3 separate regions of the Homo sapiens genome follow, and all the other regions are linked to region 1. Evidence: chromatin contacts called from ENCODE Hi-C or POLR2A ChIA-PET data. All regions are on one chromosome and are shown on one strand. The core of a region is the stretch at or near the end of the contact, and the rest is flanking DNA. Distances in the headings are between cores, read along the strand shown. Region 1 holds the start of RASGRP2 (RAS guanyl releasing protein 2). Region 2 holds the start of SLC22A10 (solute carrier family 22 member 10 (gene/pseudogene)). Region 3 holds the start of TEX54 (testis expressed 54).

Evidence for each region. Hi-C counts contacts between places; a loop is a spot of excess contacts on that map. ChIA-PET counts read pairs that join two places held with the same protein, here RNA polymerase II (POLR2A). Pooled maps may share reads with other maps.
Region 2: a map of sciatic nerve shows a loop between it and region 1 (33-fold over the local background). The contact joins the promoter of SLC22A10 here to the promoter of RASGRP2 in region 1. A Hi-C loop is called at or near these places in 1 of 168 maps with a recorded cell type or tissue (sciatic nerve).
Region 3: a pooled map shows a loop between it and region 1 (2.2-fold over the local background). The contact joins the promoter of TEX54 here to the promoter of RASGRP2 in region 1. A Hi-C loop is called at or near these places in 2 of 50 pooled maps. POLR2A ChIA-PET finds 5 or more read pairs at or near these places in 6 of 52 experiments (CD4-positive, alpha-beta T cell, CD4-positive, alpha-beta memory T cell, activated CD4-positive, alpha-beta T cell and 3 more).

Annotation. Positions count from the first base shown.
Region 1 is chr11:64,741,549-64,745,869 of GRCh38, reverse strand. RASGRP2 (RAS guanyl releasing protein 2) reads left to right here and starts at 1,728. Exons shown (of 17, transcript NM_001098671.2): 1 at 1,728-1,867; 2 at 2,933-3,076; 3 at 3,758-3,860. The coding sequence starts at 3,004. RefSeq lists silencers at 612-811, 1,062-1,171, 2,162-2,211, 2,372-2,421, 2,732-3,061.
Region 2 is chr11:63,287,218-63,291,633 of GRCh38, reverse strand. SLC22A10 (solute carrier family 22 member 10 (gene/pseudogene)) reads right to left here and starts at 1,731. Exons shown (of 10, transcript NM_001039752.4): 1 at 1,067-1,731; 2 at 1-94. The coding sequence starts at 1,468.
Region 3 is chr11:62,830,114-62,834,090 of GRCh38, reverse strand. TEX54 (testis expressed 54) reads left to right here and starts at 1,250. Exons shown (of 1, transcript NM_001395459.1): 1 at 1,250-1,770. The coding sequence starts at 1,341. The coding sequence ends at 1,715. It overlaps STX5 (syntaxin 5), which reads left to right and starts at 2,040. Exons shown (of 11, transcript NM_003164.5): 1 at 2,040-2,137; 2 at 2,829-3,072. The coding sequence starts at 2,848. WDR74 (WD repeat domain 74) reads left to right here. Exons shown (of 11, transcript NM_001369450.1): 9 at 154-299; 10 at 417-473; 11 at 960-1,180. The coding sequence ends at 1,139. It overlaps STX5-DT (STX5 divergent transcript), which reads right to left and starts at 1,857. Exons shown (of 2, transcript NR_135084.1): 1 at 1,774-1,857; 2 at 48-528. RefSeq lists enhancers at 1,530-1,579, 1,600-1,669, 2,040-2,129.

The sequences.
Region 1 (4,321 bases), core at 479-2,978:
GAGGAACAGAAAGGTCCTGTTTCTAAGTCTTACATTACCAAGACTGAGGTGCGGGGGCGGTCCTGGATCCCCCGCCCCAAGGCTGGGAGGGGCACGCCTCGGAAGGGAGGTTTGGGGTCGGTGGTTTCACAGTGAGTGTGTCTGAAGCCAAATGGTCGGAAACCGTTACCCGCTCTCCTAGGCCCGGCTAGTGGGGACCCCAACCGCCTGCGGCTGCCCCTCCCAAGTTCCTCCCTGTTGGCCAGGCATCCAGGTCTCCAGTCTCCGAGCTGCGGAGAACCCACCGCCACATGCGGCTGCCCCTTTCCATTCGACCCTGTGGGGAGCCAGGCTTCCGGGGCCCCGTTCCTCCTGTGTGAACTGGGCCCCCCGCCCCCATTCCCAGACATCAAGGCCGCGTCTCCAGATAGCCACGATTTCATTCCTCGCTCCCCACAGGTCCCTCTCCCCAAAATATTCCCATCTTGTCCTAGCCCATCCCCCAGACTATCTCAAGGACCAGCTGTCCCCACGCCCCCGACCTCCACTAGGCCTGTGCCACCCGCTGCCTGCAGGAAGACGCCCGGTCCCGGGCCGGGTTAGCCCCATGGGAACGGTTTGTCTCGAAAACAGGAACCCGAGCTGGGGGCTGGGCGGGGCGCCCCTTCCCCACCGCAGTCCGCTTCCTGCCCCTCCCGGCTTCCTCCGCCCGACACCCAGGCAGGGCGGGGGGCACTGGGGCGTCCGCGGTTGGGGGAGGGGCTCTTCGTTTCGGTCCCCCCTCCGCGTCCCGGGCGGCGGGGCCTCCGGTCGCCCGCCCTCGGGGCAGCTAGTGGCGCAGCCCCCCGCCCGCGGCCCTGGCCTCCCGGGCGGCGCGGCAGGGGAGGGGTTAAGCTGCCGCAGGGACCGCCGCGTGCGGGGCGAGAGGGAGCCCCCGGTGGGGGTGGCGCAGCCGGCGGTGCGGAGCTCCGCGCAGGGGCGGAGGGGGGAGGGGGCAGCCTGGCGCGGGGGCGGGGGCGGGGCGGCGGGGAGCGGGGCCGCGGCGTGGAGAGCGGGCGGGAGCCGCAGCCGCAGCGAGGCCGGCGGGCGGGAGCGCACGGAGGTGGGGTCGGCCAGGCCGGTGCGGGCTCCTTGCGGCAGGTCCCAAGAGTGAGTGGGCGAGCGCGGGCGGGGCGCCAGGCGAAGGAGGGCGCGGCCCCCAGCGACTCCCCCCCCGCCCAGGGCGGCGCGGGCGGGCTGGGGGCGGCGAGCGGGTGGGGAGTCTGCGGCCCGGGTCTGGGAGAGGGGGCAGCGGCCACGAGAGCTAAGGCGCGCTGGATCCCCGGAGGGCGGAGGACCTCCACGGTGCACCCAGCTTTTCCCAGCCACCTTCCAGCGGGGCCCTCCCCCGCGTACCCCCATTTGGCAGATGAGAAAATTGAGGCTCCCAGAGGCCAAGTGATTCTCAAGGTCACACGAGGAAGCGGTAGAGCCAGGCGGGGACGGCTCTGGGTGGCTCTTAGGAAAAGTCCGCCTGAGAACTCCGTACAGGAGCTCCCCTGTCCTCCAGCCTGGGGGAGTGAGTATGTGTAGGGCCGGGGTACCTTTCCGTGGGGCAAGGCTCTGCCAAAATCTGGGAGTGAGGGGAGTCAGGGAGCTGGGGCCGCAGGGCGGGCCCTGCACCGCAAATGGGAGGGGGGCGACGGAATGGGCGTGCGCACCCATGGGGGTGTGTGCATGTGTGTGGGAGTGTACATGCGTGGAGAGGCACTGCCTTGCGTGTGTGCACACGTGTGAGGATGTCAGCGCCTGTGTGGCCGCGGGACTCAAGGCTGGCCTGGCTCAAGTGAACAGCACGTCCAGGAGGCGACCTCGTCCGCGGGTTTGCATTCTGGGGTGGACGAGCTGGGTATGTGTGCCTGAGGGTTTCTTCGTGCAGGTGTGCACAGGGTGTGGGTGCCATTGTGTGTGAGAGACGGAGGATGGGAGGCCGGTGCCTGTGGCCCGGTGCGTGTAAGTGCGGACGCCTGCACCTCCACTTAGGTCCCCGGCCTCCGACGAATAACTTGGGTGTGGAGTGTTTGCCCCTGCCAGGGTGCGTATGACCCCGCCAGTGACCGGAGTTGCTAATGGTGTCATGCACCCACCGGCCACCCTTGGCGCGAGCGCCCCCCTCTGGACACCCTGCTCCGTGCGCGCTCACAGTTCGCCTGTGCGGGGCCGGGGCCAGGGTCAGGAGCCGGGGATAGGGAGGAAGAGGGCCTGTGGACAAGCTGAGCCGGGACCCCTGGGACCTTTGCGGAGGTGGCCTGGGAGCGCTCAGTTCCCAGGCTCAGGCTTCCCGCTGACGCCTCCTGGCCGCAGCGGGCTCCCCCCGCCCCAGGAATGTTCCTCTCCCATCCAGTCCGCCTCCCCTAGGGCAGGCCCCCTGGGGGCTGCCGCAGCCCCGCCTCGCCTTCCTGGGCTCCCGGGAGGGGGCGAGGCGGGCAGGACGCCTGGGTTCTCTCCCCCCACCTCCCATACCAGGGAGAAATTCCTCCGAGGTCCCCTCAGGCTCTGGGTTCCCAAAATAACCCTGCGGGGGAAGGGAGGCTGTGGAGGGAGGGAAGCGGGAGGGGCGCAGAGCCGAGCTGCGGGGTGCTGCAGGTGCCTCTGGGGAGAGGGCGCGAGGAGAAGGCGCCCTGCGGGGGGCTGGGCGCCAGCCAGTCCTGGGATCTTGGTTCGTCCCCATCCTCGTGAAGCCCCTCGGCCTTCCCGCGACTCCGAGGGTGGGCCGGAAGCCTCTCTGCGGGTCCGTTTCCCAACTGGCGGGTTGCACCATCCCGGGCCAGACCGTTTAACCCCGGGAGTGGCCGCGGGGGACAACTCCGCCCCTGTCCAGCAGGGGGCGTGCCCGCCCCGCCCCGTTTCTGCCCGCGGGGCCGCTCCCCCGCCCGCGACTCCGCAGACTCCCGCTCTGCCTCTCCCGGGACAGGGGTTCGGTCCGAGCCCGGTGGGAGGCTCCCGGAGCGCAGCCTGGGCCCAGCCCACCCCGCGCCGGCGGCCATGGCAGGCACCCTGGACCTGGACAAGGGCTGCACGGTGGAGGAGCTGCTCCGCGGGTGCATCGAAGCCTTCGGTGAGTGGCTCGGGAGGGCACACGGAGCCTGAGCCTAGCCCCGAGTCTGAGCCCGGGTCCCTGCCTCCCAGGCACAGTCCAGGGCACAGCCCTGACCCGGACCCACCCTGCTCCGCAGCGTGCAGTCTCTTTAACGAAAGCCTCCTCCGCAACGCAGGGCAGAGAGATGCACGCCCTTCAGACAGATGAGGTTTCCCTTCTCTAGCCTTCCCCAGCGGCGGCGAAGGGAGGGCCGGGTCCCGGACTCTGACACTTGAGGGGCATTATCTGTCTCCCGGGGAATCCGGAGGAACTCGCTATCTCCGGCCTGGGAGCTGTTTCCGGCTAATGGGGGGCGGCTTATCTGGTGAAGGGGTGCCCCTTCCCCCCAAGCGCTCAGGAAATGACCTCTGGATTCTTGACCCCGGGGAACCCAGGCTCCTTCCGCCCCAGCTGGTTCCCCTCCGGACGATGGGCGGCTCGGGCGCTCCCCTCCTCCAGTCCTCAGGGCGTGCCTATCTCTCGCCCACCACACCTTTCCTCTCTAATTTGCCTCCTGCTCTCGGAGTCCTGGGCAAGCAGGAGGTGGGCGGGGTCGAGCGTGCACCCGAAGGACCGATACCTGGCGGGTTGCGGGGTGAGGATGAGGCATGGTAGCTGCGGACCCAGCTCAGCCACCTGTCTTTGACCCTTCGGAGTCAGATGACTCCGGGAAGGTGCGGGACCCGCAGCTGGTGCGCATGTTCCTCATGATGCACCCCTGGTACATCCCCTCCTCTCAGCTGGCGGCCAAGCTGCTCCACATATATCCTTCGCCGGCCTTGCCAAGGCCCCCGCCGTCGGAGCCCATGCGCAGCCCCTCTGCCCAGCCCAGGTGCAGAATGAGCCTCGCTCCTAAGTATAGGCCACTCCTTATCCCAGAGCTCAGGCGTCGTCCCAGCCTCCAACTAGGGCCTAGGCTCTGCCCCCTCCTTGCTCCTAGCGACTCGGTCCTGTCCCCAGGCTCTGTCCCCAGCCGAGGCCTTGCCCTCCTTCTCCCTAGAGTCTGGGGCCTGCCCCTGCTTCAGGCTTGGGTGCGCCCCGTGCATCTCTCTCTCCCAGAGCCCAGGCTTTGCTTTCAGCCTCCCTCAGCACCTAGTCCTCCACCCCCACCTCCAACCCCTCCCAGAGCTCAAGCCTCACCCCCAGCATCTCCGCAGAGCGCAAGCCCCATCCCTAGAACGTGTCTCCTAGAACCAGGCCCCGCCCCCAGCCTCCCTCCACGCA
Region 2 (4,416 bases), core at 482-2,981, 1.5 Mb after region 1:
CATGGCCACCTATGATGCCTCCCACCAGCATTCCAGTCAGAAGTAGGAATTGAACCACTGATTTCAGTGACTGATAATCACATACCAGGTCCCACTGGAAGAGAAGGAAGCCAATACAGCATAGCTTCACAGCAGCTTTTGACTTCTCATTGTTCACTTGCTGCAATAGCTTTCAGTGGACACACTCTCTAGCCTCTTTTTACTACATTTTCTTACCTATACCATTCAAGTCTTGGCTTAAGCATGGATTTCTCTGGAAATCCTCACACAAAACCTTCCAGGTTATGTTAATGTCTGTCTTTATATTCATTCAGCACTGCATACCTCAGTGGTTCTCAATTTTTGTTACACATTAAACACATTAAGGAGACTTTTTAAACCATTGATGCTAGTATGAAATCCACTCTGATTTGCTTCTGTAACATGTAGCCAAAGCAGGCAGATTTTAAAAATAACACAGATGTTTCCAATTTGCAACTTAGGCTGAGAACAAGTGACCAGGAAGAATATTTTTCTAATCATTAGTCTTCTCTTCAAGCTAGTTTTGTGATAGCTGTATTTATATCTAGTTGGTTGAGTTCATTGCCTCAAATTCAATGTAAGTGCCTGACAATTAAAAAATAAGTAGCCAGGTGCGGTGGCTCACATCTGCAATCCCAGGACTTTCGGGTGGATCACCTGAGGTCAGGAGTTTGAGATCTGTCTGGCCAACATGGTGAAACCTTGTCTCCACTAAAAATACAAAGAAAAAAAATTAGCTGAGTGTCATGATGCATGTCTGTAATCCCAGCTACTTCAGAGGCTGAGGCAGGAGAATTGTTTGAACCTCAGAGGTGGAGGTTGCAGTGAGCTGAGATCTCACTATTGCACTCCAGCCTGGGCAACAAGAGTCAAGCTCCATCTCAAAAAAAAAAAAAAAAAAAAAAAAAAGAGCAATCACTATTTGCCAAAAGAGTGTCTGAGTGCTGACTACACTATCTACACAATAACTAGAGGCTTAAAGCATGTTTATTTTCTTCTAAACACCTGGATTGTGTATCCAGAACAGGTTAACAGGACCCTTTACCTTAGTCACAATGGTCGAAGGGAAGTAGCTTTGATCATATACCCAGCCATCCACACAGGGTTCTGTGTCTGCCTCACTTGTGCTGTGGATAGTCCCATTCAGGTGAAGAAGCTGCCACTGGGGATGGACAAAGCGACGACACTTCTCTGGCCTCAGATTTGAGTCTAGTGGGATAGAGATTCTCAAGAGGGCATCTTCACTGAGGATTCCAGTTTCATTACCAGATCCAGTATTATTGTCCAGCATGTGGACCCAGCAACGATGACCAGGAATGGCTGCAGCAAAGTTCTCTAGCAGTATATGAGGGATTAATAACATGAGAGAGGGAAGAATAAAAACCAGATGAAGCATCTGAAATCTCCCAAGGCCTCCAACTTGACTCAAGAGCTCCTCAAAGGCCATTGATTGTGAACACGTGACCCCCAAGAGGAGGCACAATGGCTTTACGGAGATAAGTTCAAAGGGAGAAAATATTTCCTTTTATTAATTCAAATTAAGCTTGTATTGATCCTCGCATCAATTTCTCATCCATGGGCCCGGACTCACCAGTGCAATACAGCCGTAGTGGAAAGAGCTTCCTCAGTTCTTTTGCTATCAGGAGGTAGATGTTATTTTGTAGTCATAGAGATCATTATTTCATAGAGATACTTCTAGCTGTTGACAATAAAATCCGTTTAAAGGTTTACTCTCTCCAAATATGTTTGTCCTCAAGTGACTCATGAAATTTACATTGGACTTTGGCATGTACATGTTCTCTAAATAAGCTAAAAGAAATCGGTTAAACAGTGTTGTTATTTCTAGGAAGTGAAATTTGAGAGACACAAAAGTAAACTGCTTTATAATTTTTCCATGAAAAGAGCAGAAAGTCAGGGTTTTTCTCCTTTAGTACTGAATTTAGATTAAAATGATGAATAAATGCAAATCCCAATTACCATGTTTTGCTTTTTAAAGCAAATTGGAATGTGATGCCATTACTATCTTTTGTTAACTGATATTATGCTTCAGGTTAAATCACATGAGGAACTCACATAACTTTAAATTATATGAAATATAAATAGAAGAGAAAGGCAGTGTTCAGCTCATATAGGAGTTTATTTCCTTGGGCTTATTTATTCATTTATATATAGCACATTGGAAGATCTTTTCCATGTTAGTTTTGGGAATCCAGATAAATTGTTTATTTTATTGTTATAAACTATGCCTCTATCTCTAGTGATGCTCCTCATTTTGAATTATATATTTTTTAACGTTAACATGGCTATGCCAGGTTTCTTATAGTTTGCATCAGATAACTTTCCCATGTTTTAGATTTTTAATGAAATGTTTTTTGAGATTATTATAGATTTACATGCAGTTGCAAGAAATAACACAAGGAGTAATCATATACTCATCACCCTGTTTCCTCTAATGGTAATATTTTACAAAACTGTAGTATAATATTGTATCAACATCAAGATGCTAGTATGATACAATGTAGTATAATACCAGGATCTTGATACTGATACAATCTACTGATTTTATTAATATTTCCCTTGTTGGTTTATCTGTATCCGTGTATGCATATAGTACTATACAATTTTATGTGTGTAATTTAGTGTGCCCATCATCACAATCAAGATAGTGAACAGTTACATCTCCACAGATATCCCTCCTTCTAGGAGAATAATATGGTATATATCCTTCTCAGGTTGGCTTTTGAAAAATCAGAAACTCTACAGATATTCATCTAAGTTGCTGTATATATGAATACTTTGTTCCTTTTTATTGCTGAATATTATTCCATAGAATGTATATACAATTGTTTGTTTTTTTAAAATCAATGTTATTGTGCATATTTAAGATAAGCAACATGATGTTATAAGATACATATGTATATATATAGATAAAGATATATAGAGATATATAAAATGCTAACTATAGTGGAACCAATTAACCTATCAATCATCTCACAAATGGGAAAAGTTACCCATTCCCCCCTTTGGCAAAAGCACATATAATCTATTCATTTATCAAAAACACAAGATACTGTTATTAATTACAGTTCTCCTGTTGTACATGAGATACTTCAACTTGTTCATCCTACATATAGGCTACTTTGTATCCTTTGACTTACATCTCCCCACTTCTTCCCACCCCTCACACCCCAGCCCTTGTAAACACCATTCCATTCCCTATCTCTATGTACTTGACCATACTTGACCTTATTATTTTTTTAGTTTTTTTTTATTATTATACTTTAAGTCTGGGATACATGTGCAGAACGTGCAGTTTTGTTACATAGCTATACATGTGCCATGGTGATTTGCTACACCCATCAACCCATCATCTACATTAGGTATTTCTCCTAATGCTATCCCTCCCCTAGCCTCCCACCCCCAGACAAGCCCCAGTGTGTGATATTCCCCTCCCTGCATCCATGTGTTCTCACTGTTCAACTCCCACTTATGAGTGAGAATGTGAAGTGTTTGGTTTTCTGTTCTTGTGTCAGTTTGCTGAGAAGGATGGTTTCCAGCTTCATCCATGTCCCTACAAAGACATGAACTCATCTTTTTTATGGCTGCATAGTATTCCATGGTGTATATGTGCCACATTTTCTTTATCCAGTCTATCATTGATGGGCATTTGGGTTAGTTCCAAGTCTTTGCTATTGTGAACAGTGCTGCAATAAACATATGTGTGCATGTGTCTTTATGGTAGAATAATTTATAATCCTTTGGGTATATACCCAGTAACAGGATTGCTGGGTCAAATGGTATTTCTAGTTCTAGATCCTTGAGGAGTCACCACACTGTCTTCCACAATGGTTGAACTAATTTACACTCCCACCAACACCTAAAAGCGTTCCTATTTCTCCACATCCTCTTCAGCATCTGATGTTTCCTGACTTTTTAATGATCTCCATTCTAACAGGCATGAGATGGTATCTCATTGTCTTTGTGATTTGCATTTCTCTAATGACCAGTGATGATGAGCTTTTTTTCATACATTTGTTGGCTACATAAATGTCTTCTTTTGGGAAGTGTCTGTTCATATCCTTTGCCCACTTTTTGATGGGGGTTTTTTTTTTCTTGTAAATTTTTAAAGTTCTTTGTAGATTCTGGATATTAGCCCTTTGTCAGATGGATAGATTGCAAAAATTTTCTCCCATTCCGTAGGTTGCCTGTTCACTCTGATGATTGTTTCCTTTGCTATGCAGAAGCTCTTTAGTTTAATTAGATCCCATTTGTCAATTTTCGCTTTTGTTGCCATGGCTTTTGGTGTTTTAGTTATGAAGTCTTTGCCCATGCCTATGTCCAGAATGGTATTGCTTAGGTTTTCTTCTAGGGTTTTTATGGTTTTAGGTTTTATGT
Region 3 (3,977 bases), core at 1-2,500, 1.9 Mb after region 1:
TCCTCACCTGCGAAATGGAAATATTAGTAGAAGCTCCAGTCTCAGGGTTTTGTTGCAGATTAAATGTTGAAATGGAAAGTGATTGGAACAGGAAACAATGAATGGTTGGTTATTGGCCAGCCAGTTATCACGGATGCTTCCCCCCTTCTCTAGGGCGTCTACTGGGCTGTCTGAAGGGGCTGGCAGGCAGTGTGCGTGGGTTGCAGTGCCACCCTTCAAAGCCTCTACTAGCCTCCTGTGGCTTGGACAGAGTCTTGAGGATACACAGGATCCAGAATCCACGGGGTCTGGAGCATAAGGTAAGTTGTCTCTCCCACCTCCAACTCATGGTCTTGTGGAGGCCCCGCCTCCTGTGCCCTCCGTTCATGTTTCTGTCTCAGCATGCCTGGCTCCTTAAGGTCCCTCATCTTTTGCAGGTTTATCTCAAGTCTCAATTGAACTGCCTCCTCTTGTCAGGCAGGGACAACTGGGAGGTGAGCAGTTGGGCCCGGGAATGTGGGAGCCAAGGGCATAGATGTGAGGACCTCCCTATGGAGAGGAAAAGGAGGCAGCTGGAATGCAGACTTGGGACTATCTGTTTACCTGCCTGGTCACTTAATTTCTCTGAGAGGCATTAACAGTTAAAATCCTGAGAGGGTTATTGCCAACAGCATGGATGGGGTTGCTTTCTAGGAGCAGGGAATAAAGGTGGTGGTACCCAGAGGGATTCTTTCTCAGCCAGGGTCTCCTTCCCTGTGGGTTTGTCCCTGTGCCCCTGACTACTTTTCTTTTTTTTTTTTTTTTTTTTTTTTTTTAAACTTCTTTTTGTGGAGATGGGGTCTCCTTATGTTGCCCAGTCTGGTCGCTAAGTCCTGGGCTCAAGCAATCCTCCTGCCTTGGTCTCCCAAAGTGCTGAGATTACAGGTGGGAGCCACCGTGCCCGGCCCCCCTGACTCCTAAGCTTTCTTCCCACTCACCAGGATGAGCCCCAAGAGCCTCAAGAACCCAACAAGGTGCCCCTAGAAGACACAGAGACAGATGAACTTTGGGCATCCTTGGAGGCAGCTGCCAAGCGGAAGCTCTCGGGTTTGGAGCAGCCCCAAGGAGCTCTCCAAACGAGACGGAGAAAGAAGAAGCGGCCTGGGTCCACCAGCCCCTGACGCCCCTGTGCCCACTTTGTAAATAAACTGCTGAACACCCACCATGACCCTGAGCCTTTTGTGATGGGAGAAAGGAATGAGGGGTAGCTTGGGGTGGGGGCTGCCTGAGCTGGGGCGACGGGATATCTGATGTCACAAAAGCCGGGCCTGGAGGCAGGCAGGCTGGCGTGGGTGGCACGGAGTCCAGGGCCACGCGGGGCCATGGGCTGCTGCCAAGACAAGGACTTTGAGATGTCTGATGAGCAGTCCAAGGAGGAAGAGTCTGAGGACGGCAGGGAAGATGAGACCACAGACACACAAAGAGGGCCCAGGGAGTGTGAGAGGGGGCTTCCCGAGGGTAGGGGTGAGCTCAGAGGCCTCGTCGTCCCCTCAGGCGCCGAAGATATCGACTTGAACTCCCCGGACCATCCGAATCACAAGTCGAACGAAAGCCTTCTGATTACCGTGCTGTGGCGGCGACTATCCACGTTCGGTCGTCGGGGCTCCTCGCGGCCAAGCAAGAGGCAACCAGACCAGATTCGGAAGCAGGAGAGTCCGATCCGAGAAGGCAACCAGGAGGAGCCGGAGAAGGGATGACCCCAGACCTGCTCTCAGTCCGCCCCAACCTCCAGAGAATAAAATTTCTAACGTATACCTGCACGACCACTCTGGGGGACTGGGCGCGGACACCACCGGGCAGCTGGTTCTTTAAGGCTCCTTCCCGGAGGCGGGCCCAGCCCCCTGAGCGCCTGCTGTAGTACTCTGGGGCGGGGTCACGGTGGCGCCTTAGCCAATGGGAGGGCGGGATCGCTCTTGCGTTTGGGTGTGGGGCGTGTCTTTCGGGTCGCTGGGCTTGAAACGCGTGGGACCGCCCCCTCGTCACTGGGGGTGGGGTTACGTGTAGGTGACGTGGCCGCTTCCAGTCTTTGGTCGGGTTTCGGCGGCTTCAGTGCTCGGGGAGGAGGCAGTGACGGCCGGTGAGATTGGAAGTGGCGGCGGCGGCAGGCGGCAGAGGGGAGGTAAGATTCGCTTTAAGAGGGGATCTGGCCGCCGTGTCAGCTCTGGGGCAGTGGTTTTACGGGGGCGACGACTGGCGGGGGGAAGGGAATCAGGGGCGAGCGGGCAAGTCCTGCCGGCCCGGCTCCGGGTGAGCGAATTCCTTGCCGTCCAATCAGGAAAGCCTCTGTTGAGAGAGACGTCGGCCTTAGCTAATGAGTGGTTGAAGTCTTCCAGAAGGCGGACCTTGGGCGGGGGGTGGGACTTCCTGTTTCAAATAAACACCCAGAGGTTTTCCCCCTCCGCCCACCGAAGTGTGTCAGTCTTTGGAGGTCCGTCACTGGCCCTCCCGGAGGGGCCGAAGGAAACCGCGGAAACGAAAGGGCTGGGTTAGGGCCCGGGGCAGTTACACGGGCCGGGCCGGAGTCTCAGGACCACGGGGTTGGCTCTGGCCCTGTCTCTGCTTCAGGGTCCCCGGCCCGCGCTCTGGCCGCCAGAGCCAAGTTGGAAGAAGAGTCTGAAGCGGGTTCGACTTGGGACAGGGGAAAAGCGGGGCCCTTTCCGCTGCTGGTCCGCCCCAGGATTTGCGAGCGTCCTGGGCGCGAAAGTCCACGAGAAGTGCAGAAGGGGCTCGGGGATTTGTTGATTGGGGTGGGGCGGGGGAGTTTGGGTAAAGAAGTTGCCTGGGGAATGACACTCTCCCCTCCACAACAGTCCGAGGTTATGCGTCTCAATGATCCCGCGGAAACGCTACGGGTCTAAGAACACGGATCAGGGTGTCTACCTGGGTCTCTCAAAGACACAGGTCCTGTCCCCTGCAACTGCTGGCAGTAGCAGCAGCGACATCGCCCCTCTGCCCCCCCCAGTGACCCTCGTCCCTCCCCCTCCCGACACCATGTCCTGCCGGGATCGGACCCAGGAGTTTCTGTCTGCCTGCAAGTCGCTGCAGACCCGTCAGGTAAGGACCTGGAGTGGAAAAGGCGAGGAGTGAGCCTTACTCAAATCTAGGAAGGACTGTGCTCCACCACTGTTAACCGAAGTAATTTTGGGGGGTACCTGATGGAACTGATAGGCTTGGATGGGGCCTGTAGGGTCTGCTATAAGCAACAGAGAAGAGGTCGGCTGGCTAACTAGGGGCAAGGACTTAGACTTTTTTTTGTGAGGAATCCTTTGGAGGGCAGGATTGCTATTCTGGAGGGAGTACTTCAGAGAGTACTTGGCTGCAATATAATTGGTGTGAATAAGGAACAAGTTCTAGGAAGAGCCTTTAGCTGAGAAACATGCACCTTGAATTTTCCAATATACTTCTACCATAAGTTTGCTCTGTAACCATGAGAAAATTAGTTAATCTAGTTACATATTAGTTTTTATCTCTGTAAGATTAAGGACATTTTCTAGATAAGTAATTTGTTGTTTTTGTTTTGTTTTGAGATCTGTTTTTCAACTCTGTCAACAGGCTGGAGTGTAGTGGTGTGATGATAGCTCACTTGCAGTCTTGAACTCCTAGACTCAAGGGATCCTCTTTCCTCAGCCTCCTGAGCAGCTGGGACTACATGGATGCACCACTCAGCTAATTTTAAAATTTTTTCGTACAGGCAGTGTCTCACTATGTTGCCCAGGTTGGTCTGGACACCACACCTGGCCCTAGATCAGTAATTTGTATCAAAATCACTTAGGGTTGGATGTGGTGGCTCATACCTGTAATTCCAGCACTTTGGGAGGCCTAGGCCAGAGGATGACTTGAGGCCAGGAGTTAGAGACCAGCAGGAGCAACAAAGCAAGACCCTGTTTCTACAGGAAAAAAAAAAAAAAAAGCTGGACGTGGTGGCATGTGCCTGTAGTCCCAGCTACTTAGAAGGCTGA